Linked DNA regions of Homo sapiens: region 2 is linked to region 1. Evidence: chromatin contacts called from ENCODE Hi-C or POLR2A ChIA-PET data. All regions are on one chromosome and are shown on one strand. Each heading gives the region's core, a stretch centred on a gene start or an enhancer-like site at or near the end of the contact. The rest is flanking DNA. Distances are from core to core; before and after follow the strand shown.

Evidence for each region. A loop is a pair of places that touch in the nucleus more often than their neighbours do. ChIA-PET counts read pairs that join two places held with the same protein, here RNA polymerase II (POLR2A). Pooled maps may share reads with other maps.
Region 2: a map of endothelial cell of hepatic sinusoid shows a loop between it and region 1 (7-fold over the local background). The contact joins the promoter of GPHA2 here to the enhancer-like site in region 1. A Hi-C loop is called at or near these places in 1 of 168 maps with a recorded cell type or tissue (endothelial cell of hepatic sinusoid), 1 of 37 single-sample maps with no recorded cell type and 11 of 50 pooled maps. POLR2A ChIA-PET finds 5 or more read pairs at or near these places in 7 of 52 experiments (B cell, BJ, CD8-positive, alpha-beta memory T cell and 4 more).

Annotation. Positions count from the first base shown.
Region 1 is chr11:64,791,795-64,795,983 of GRCh38, reverse strand. It overlaps MAP4K2 (mitogen-activated protein kinase kinase kinase kinase 2), which reads left to right. Exons shown (of 32, transcript NM_004579.5): 25 at 3,562-3,620; 26 at 3,709-3,812; 27 at 3,898-4,075. Among named protein-coding and RNA genes, the nearest start is that of MAP4K2, 9.3 kb to the left of the region's middle. Within about 2 kb of position 2,071, at least 2 of the 41 ENCODE cell types and tissues checked have a DNase peak (open chromatin) inside an H3K27ac peak, as active enhancers do.
Region 2 is chr11:64,933,650-64,937,838 of GRCh38, reverse strand. GPHA2 (glycoprotein hormone subunit alpha 2) reads left to right here and starts at 1,946. Exons shown (of 4, transcript NM_130769.4): 1 at 1,946-2,005; 2 at 2,379-2,481; 3 at 2,664-2,848; 4 at 2,965-3,368. The coding sequence starts at 2,379. The coding sequence ends at 3,066. PPP2R5B (protein phosphatase 2 regulatory subunit B'beta) reads right to left here. Exons shown (of 14, transcript NM_006244.4): 14 at 3,364-4,142. The coding sequence ends at 3,995.

The sequences.
Region 1 (4,189 bases), core at 822-3,321:
GTTGGCCCCTATGCTGGGCTTCGGGACATGGAGAATCCCATGAGTCCTCGCTTTCAAGAAATGGGGGAGATGGGCAAGTCCTTGCTTTCAAGGATTCCCATGAGTCCTTGCTTTCAAGGATTCCCATGAGTCCTTGCTTTCAAGAAACAGCGGGGCTGGGTGTGGTGGTTCATGCCTGTAATCCCAATCCTGTAATCCGAGGCAGAAGGATTGTGTGAGGCCATGTGTTTGAAATCAGCCTGAAAACACAGGGAGACCTTGTCTCTACAAAAAATCAAAAAAGTCTGGGCGGGGGGGCTCACGCCTGTAATCCCAGCACTTTGGGAGGCCAAGGCGGATGGATCACGAGGTCAGGAGATGGAGACTATCCTGGCTAACATAGTGAAACCCCGTCTGTACTAAAAATACAAAAAAAATTAGCCGGGCGTGGTGGCACATGCCTGTAGTCCCAGCTACTCGGGAGGCTGAGACAGGAGAATCGCTTGAACCTGAGAGGCAGAGGTTGCAGTGAGCCGGGATCACGCCACTGCACTCCAGCCTGGCCGACAGCAAGAGTCTGTCTCAAAAAAGAAAGAAAAAAAGCCCAAAAAATCAAAAAATGGGGCCAGGCGCAGTGGCTCAGGCCTATAATCCTAGCACTTTGAGAGGCCGAGGTGGGCGGATCATGAGGTCAGGAGTTTACGACCAGCCTGGCTAATATGGTGAAACCCCGTCTCTACTGAAAATACAAAAATTAGCTGGGTGTAGTGGTGCGCACCTGTAGTCCCAGCTACTCGGGAGGCTGAGGCAGAAGAATCACTTGAACCCTAGAGGCAGAGGTTGCAGTGAGTGGAGATTGCACCACTGCACTCCAGCCAGGGCGACAGAGTGAGACTGCATCTCAAAAAAAAAAAAAAAAAAAATCGAAAACTTAGCTGAGCATGGTGATGTAGGCATGGCGTTGTGTGTTGGTGGTCCCAGCCACTCAGGAGGCTGAGGTGGGAGGATTGCTTGAACCCAGGAGGTTGAGGTTGAAGTGAACTGTGATCGCGATCGTACCACTGCATTGAAGCCTGGGCAACAGAGCAAGACCTTGTCTCAAAAAAAAGAAAAAGGGAAATGTGGACAGTTAGCAGCCGGTACTGAGGTCCAGTTAGAGGGAGAGCTGGGAGGTGTGGAGAGGCCTCAGAGACCGGGCAAGCTTGGGAGGTTCGAAAGTGTGTCAGGGTTTCTAGGCAGGTGAGGTAGGGAATGGCACTCCAGGCAGGGGGAAGAGCAAGTATATGTTAGTATGTGTTGGGGCGGAGCAGCCTGGTGAGCTGGGGAGCTGTTAAGAGTTTGCCTGGGGGCCAGGCACAGTGGCTCACGCCTGTAATCCCGCACTTTGGGAGGCTTTGGCGAGTGGATCAACTGAGTCAGGAGTTCGAGACCAGCCTGGTCAACATGGCGAAACCCCGTCCCTAGTAAAAATACAAAAATTAGCCGGGCATGGTGGCGGGCGCCTGTAATCCCAGCTACTCGGGAGGCTGAGGCAGGAGAATAGCTTGAACCTGGGAGGCGGAGGTTGCAATGAGCCGAGATCGCACCATTGCACTCCAGCCTGGGCAACAGAGCAAGACTCCGTCTCAAAAAAAAAAGAAAAACAGAAGAGAAAAACAGTCAGATTCTGATTCTCTTTTGCAAGTTGAGCCAGTAGGATTTCCTGATGAAAGAGAAAGAGGAGTCAAGGATGGCTCCAAGGTTTTTGGCCTGGGTGTCAGGAAGAATGCAGCTGTCATCAGCTGAAGGTGGAGCAGTTTCAGGGGGAGCTGAATTCAATTTTGTTGCATGAACATGCTTATTAGATGTGCAAGTGGGACCTGCGTCAGTCCATGGCTTGGTGGGGCTGGGCTCTGAAGGGAGGGGCCCTGGGCTATGGGCCCCCGACATTGTCATGACCAGGTGGGTGGTGTGGGAAGCAGTGGACTGAGTGCAGAGGGTAGGGGAGGCCAGGCCAGTGGCTGCAACAGCTGGGGAGCTCAGGAGCCCCCTTCCTGCAACGTGCTCACTCCAGGACCACATCTGGAGCCCGGTGGCCTTGGGGCTTCCTGAGCTCAGTCCCCAAGTGAGTCTGCTTTGGCGCAGGACCTACAGGAAACAGGCCCATCAGAGCCCCAACAGGTCACAGGCAGCTTTGAGCTTGTGTTCGGGAAATGGCAGAGGCACAGTGAGCACTTTGAATGCAAAGAACAGAGAACTGGAGTTGTTTGGAGAAAAAACAAATACAAAATATATGCTTTTGTCCCATCCAAAGACCAGATGGGGAGGAGAGTGGGAGGAATGTGGGGAGAGGGAGGGACGAGGACCAGGGACAGTGAGAGACAGACATTGGCTTCCTCCATGTCCTGGCAGAAGGTACAAACAGGACATGGGCCACTGGGTGGAGGTGGCAGGGCTGCTGACAGGAAGCCCCATTCCCCAGAGGAAGAAACAGGCTGAGAGGGTCCCCTGGAGGGTTAGGGGACACTCAGTGGCCAAGGCAACGGCCCCTCTGATAACTTTTCCTCACTACTTCTACCCCGACAGCAAGGCAAGCCACCCCCTGGCCCCACAGGGCTGTTGCCTCTGCTGGAGAAGCAGAGGGCAGGCCATTTGCCTTTTGAAGTTCATTCACTGCCCCGGGCCTGTTTTCCCATCTGTGAAATGGGCCGTGTGCAGTCTGTGCAACCTGGTGGGGCTGGAGCCTGCATCCTCCCCAGCCCCTCCATGCTCTCATTTCTTCATTCCTTTTTTCTTTTTCTTTTTTTTTGAGACCGAGTTTCACTCTCATTGCCCGGGCTGGAGTCCGATGGCACAATCTCGGCTCACTGCAACCTCCGCCTCCTGGGTTCAAGCAATTCTCCTGCCTCAGCCTCCCAAGTAGCTGGGATTACAGGCACGCGCCACCACGCCTGGCTAATTTTGTATTTTTAGTAGAGACAGGGTTTCTCTATGTTGGTCAGGCTGGTCTCGAACTCCCGACCTCGGGTGATCTGCCTACCTCGACCTCCCAGAGTGCTGGGATTACAGGCGTGAGCCGTTGCACCTGGCATCATTTCTTTCTTTATACCCTGCCTTTACCTGACAAGGACTTTCAGTGACTCAAAATAGGTGGAAAGTCCTAATATGGGATGATAGGAGCTGGCCCTCTGTGAGCACACACGATTCCCAGCACTGCCGAGAGCACCTCCCCTGTATTAACTCATGAAGCCTTCACTGTGACTCTCTGGGGTGGGGCCCGCCATTATCCCCAATCTACAGATGACGAAACTGAGGCATGGAGAGATTAAGTGGCTTGCCTGGAGTCACACAGAGCTAGAAGCAATCCTGAGACCCAAACCCCTGGCCTGGATGGAGACACTCCCTCCTGGCTTCAGGGCTGGGAGACTGGCTTCAGATCCTCCACCTTTCCCAGCTGTTCTTGGGGCAAGTTACTCTGTGTCTCTGAGTCTCAGTCCCTTACTTGTAAAGAGGGAAGCTGATAGTGCCCACCTCATAGGGCTCTGCAGGGGCCTTGCCCATGGATGGCATCCCAGACACAGGCCCTGGTTATCACCCCTACAGGCGCTTTGCTCTGTCCACCAAGATTCCTGACACCAAAGGCTGCTTGCAGTGTCGTGTGGGTAAGAAATGGGCTGGGCGGGGTGGGGCGGGGCCTGGTGGGGGGCAGCGCAGGCCCAGCCCGGTGCCCACTGCCTGCTCCCCTGCCAGTGCGGAACCCCTACACGGGTGCCACCTTCCTGCTGGCCGCCCTGCCCACCAGCCTGCTCCTGCTGCAGTGGTATGAGCCGCTGCAGAAGTTTCTGCTGCTGAAGGTGAGGGGCGGTGGGGGGAGGCCCAGGGCACCCTCAGAGCTCTGGGGGGAGAAATGGAGACCTGAGCATCCCTGCTGCCCCCTAGAACTTCTCCAGCCCTCTGCCCAGCCCAGCTGGGATGCTGGAGCCGCTGGTGCTGGATGGGAAGGAGCTGCCGCAGGTGTGTGTTGGGGCCGAGGGGCCTGAGGGGCCCGGCTGCCGCGTCCTGTTCCATGTCCTGCCCCTGGAGGCTGGCCTGACGCCCGACATCCTCATCCCACCTGGTGAGCAGAAGGGCCAGGCTGCTGGGGGTGGGTGTGTGTGCATGAGAGACCGAGGGAGGGAGGCAGGGAGGGCCAAGGCTCCCAAACTAGGCTCCCCACAGCCAGTGGCTCCAC
Region 2 (4,189 bases), core at 697-3,196, 140 kb before region 1:
CACTTTAGCCTCATGTGGCCGTGGAGAACCAAAATGATCTATGGAAATGTAGGGAAACTCATTTTAGCTCACAACAAAGGAGTCACTTTTTACCTGTTAGAGATGTCCAATATTAGAATGGGCTACCTCATAAGGTAATGAGCCTTGTCACCCAAATGCTTTAAACAGAAGCCATCATCTGTCACATGCCAGAGGGTGCCCCTCAAGAGTGGGAGAGCAGGGGCTGAACTGCTGAGTTCCCGCTGCGTCCTGTTGCTATGCTGCCTGCACCCTTGGTGGGGAGAAGAGAAGAGGTGGACTGCTGCGGAGGACCTGGCAAACAAGGACCCAGGTCTTGAGGGGATGGGGGCTGATGGGGAAACCGTAGGGTGTGGGAATTTAAGGATTAGTGACATTAGTAACATCACTTCCTCTCAAATTGCGTTTACAGCCTTTACTCGACTGTCCCAAACATGGCCTGTTTTACAAAGCTGCTAAGAAGCACAGCTCCAAATCTGGAGCTGTGAGTGCCCGCCCTGACTCTGACTAGCTTACAGTGAAGCTTTGGGAAGTTGTTTTCCGCTGAGCTCTTATTTTCTCATCCAGAAAATGAGGGGGTAGGATTTGGTGAGTTATAAAGTGCCTTCTAGCTCTAGCAGTCTGTGACTGGCCCTGCTCTTTCTGAGCAGATCAGTGAGGCAATGACCCCAAAGCGGGGCTGCCCAGAATCACCACAGGCTTCCTTTGGCTCTCCACCTTGCCCCAACCCCTCTGGCCACTGCTGCCTGGGGGTCTTTCTCCAGCTTGCCACATTCTTGCTCAAGTGTAGTTTAGCACCATGGATGGACAGCAGATTTGAATTTGAAATCAGCCCTAACATTAACTAGCTGGGTGACTTTTAGTAACTTTCTTTCTTTGAGCCTTAGTTGCCTCATCTATAAAACCAGAGTTGGACAAATAGATCAGCTTTGCTGGGGTTGATAACTTCAGGCCCTTTCAGGAGTCAGGTCCCTGTTATTCCAGGGCTAGGGGAGCACTCCAGCTCAGAACGTTACTCTGTAGCACAGGATGCGAATCATCCACTGATACCGTGGCCATGCAACTCTGAAACAGACAGCAACCCCCAAACCCCCGGCCCTGCCACCAAGCACATCTCAGGAGACCTCCACTGGTATAATTTCCCTTGTCCCTAAGAATCTCCTTCCCCAATCCCTTTCCTTTGCAGTTAGAAAAAGGCAAGCAGGACTGAGTTTAGTGGTTTTAAAATTAGGGGTGTGGCCAGGCACAGTGTCTCATGCCTGTAATTCTAGCACTTTGGGAGGCCTAAGCAGGCGGATCACTTGAGCTTAGCAGTTCAAGACCACCATGGGCAACATGGCAAAATCCTGTCTCTACAAAAAAATACAAAAGTTAGCTGGTCATAGTGGTGTGCCTGTGGTCCCAGCTACTCAGGAGGCTAAGGGGGAGGATGGCTTGAGTCTGGGAGGCTGGGAGGTGGAGGTTGCAGTGAGCCGAGATAACACCACCACACTCCAGCCTAGGTGACAGAGCCAGACCCTCTCAAAATAATAGTAATAAATAATAATAAAGTTAGGGGTGATCAGGCCCTGAACAGGGAAATGTTCTGTCCAAGGTCACAGAGCAAAGAGAACCCAGGTGTCCACAACTCAGCCAAGAGTCTTGACCCCTGTGTCGTCAGCTGCACACACGCTGCACACTCCACCAGCTCCTAGGCTTCTCTCCACATCTGACTTATCGAGGCCTGGGCTGTGGGTAGCTTTTTGGACAGAAAGAAGCAGAAAGCAGCAGGAGCTGCTCTCCGAGGACCGCACCTCAAAGAGCAAGATCCCCCAGGTGGGATCGCTCTGAGGCTTCAGGCAGGGGAGGCTGGTTTGAAAGCCGATCTCCAAGAGGGCGTGGCTCCAAAATGCTGGCAAATAAAAGCCTGGAGAGCCAGCACCAAGCTGGAGACCAGCAGGAGGCACAGGAAAACTGCAAGCCGCTCTGTTCCTGGGCCTCGGAAGTGGTGAGCTCGCTGAGGCAGGAGGAGCTCTGGGGAGGGTCTGGGAATGTGGACGAGGGCCCTGCAGGCCAAGATGGGGCAGATGGAGGGAGGAAGATGTTTGCGCTCCAGATGGCGAAGAAAATTCCAGGGAAGGGAGAATCACTGCACAGAGGGCTGACACACAGGTCCTTTCCAGAGACAGCTGCTCACACTCACACCCATACACACACACACACACACACAAAGGCAGATACAGGGAAAAGGCAGCACCATTCAGGCACACCTCACCTGTCAGACCAGCCAGCCCTGGCTCACTCACCTGGAATGCAGTATTTAAAGAACTCGCCATCCCACCTGCACACCCACGTAGAGACATCTCCCCACTGTGTTTCAGATGCCTATGGCGTCCCCTCAAACCCTGGTCCTCTATCTGCTGGTCCTGGCAGTCACTGAAGCCTGGGGCCAGGAGGCAGTCATCCCAGGCTGCCACTTGCACCGTGAGTACCTCTGGGACCGGAGGGCTAGGAGCAGTGGAGGTTCTGGGTGGGAGCAAAGAGCTGAGTGGACGGTGGGGCAGGCAGCACCCTAAAGGGCCCCACACTGAGGCACAGGCAACGGGAGCTGGGGCGAGGCAAACCTTGGCAGAGGCGCCGTCTACTGCTTGCCTATCTCCTTCTAGCCTTCAATGTGACAGTGCGAAGTGACCGCCAAGGCACCTGCCAGGGCTCCCACGTGGCACAGGCCTGTGTGGGCCACTGTGAGTCCAGCGCCTTCCCTTCTCGGTACTCTGTGCTGGTGGCCAGTGGTTACCGACACAACATCACCTCCGTCTCTCAGTGCTGCACCATCAGTGGCCTGAAGAAGGTGAGGAGGGCCCGGGCCCGGTGGATGGACGCTGGGGTCGCGGGAAGACCAGAGAGATGGAGATCCTAGACAGCCCTGAGAAAGGGGACTGCAGCACGGACTCCCCTCTCCCGCAGGTCAAAGTACAGCTGCAGTGTGTGGGGAGCCGGAGGGAGGAGCTCGAGATCTTCACGGCCAGGGCCTGCCAGTGTGACATGTGTCGCCTCTCTCGCTACTAGCCCATCCTCTCCCCTCCTTCCTCCCCTGGGTCACAGGGCTTGACGTTCTGGTGGGGGAAACCTGTGTTCAAGATTCAAAAACTGGAAGGAGCTCCAGCCCTGATGGTTACTTGCTATGGAATTTTTTTAAATAAGGGGAGGGTTGTTCCAGCTTTGATCCTTTGTAAGATTTTGTGACTGTCACCTGAGAAGAGGGGAGTTTCTGCTTCTTCCCTGCCTCTGCCTGGCCCTTCTAAACCAATCTTTCATCATTTTACTTCCCTCTTTGCCCTTACCCCTAAATAAAGCAAGCAGTTCTTGAATTTCTCTCTTTATTAAGTCTACCCCCAGCCACGGAAAGAGGAGTAGACCATGATTACTGTGAACCCCCCCTTACCCCAGGACACTGTGAATCTCTTCTTGCCTGTGCCCTCCCCCTCCCCCTGCCCAATAAATAAAAAGGGGACAAGGAAGTACACAGCGAGGGAAGGGAGGAGTGTGCACCCAGGACAGTGTCTGTGTAGAGGGTGAGCTGGGCGAGAATAAATAGACCATGGACCCCATGGTGGGGATAAGGAAGGACCTCGCATTGGCCAAGGCAGGGGCAGGCGAGGCGCTGAGTGCCCTTGCCCAAGGCCAGGAGCAGAGGGTGGGAGCCCGCCTGCAGCTGGAGCCTAGCTTTGCGGGGCAGGGGAAGATCCCTGATGGCAGCTTCCTGGTCAAGCTTGCCCTTGTCAAGTCCTGCCACGAGGGGCTGAGCATTCTGTTGCCAAGACCACCATTGCCTCTCCTCGTCTCCCCCCAGTGAAAGCTGGGCTGGGCAGGGAGTCCTCAGAAGCCACTCTGGCAAGGCCAGGGGTAGGTGTGTTTCTCTCTGGGCCCCTGGACAGGAGAAGGGATAGAGGGACTGACAGCTCTGGGTTTAGCTTTTCCCCTTCTGAGGTGCTGTCTAGCTCTGACCCCCACTGGCGGCCACCTGGGGTGTAAGCCGCTGGAGGGGGGCCTCCTTGGCCCCCTGGGTCCCCTGTAGCCGGCGTAGCCGCAGCTCCTCCAGACCTTGCCATAACTCCTGACGCTCCTGGGCCTTCTGCTGCTCCCTGGGGAGAGAGGGTGAGGCAGCTCCCTTTCCTGGGGCCCCCCACAG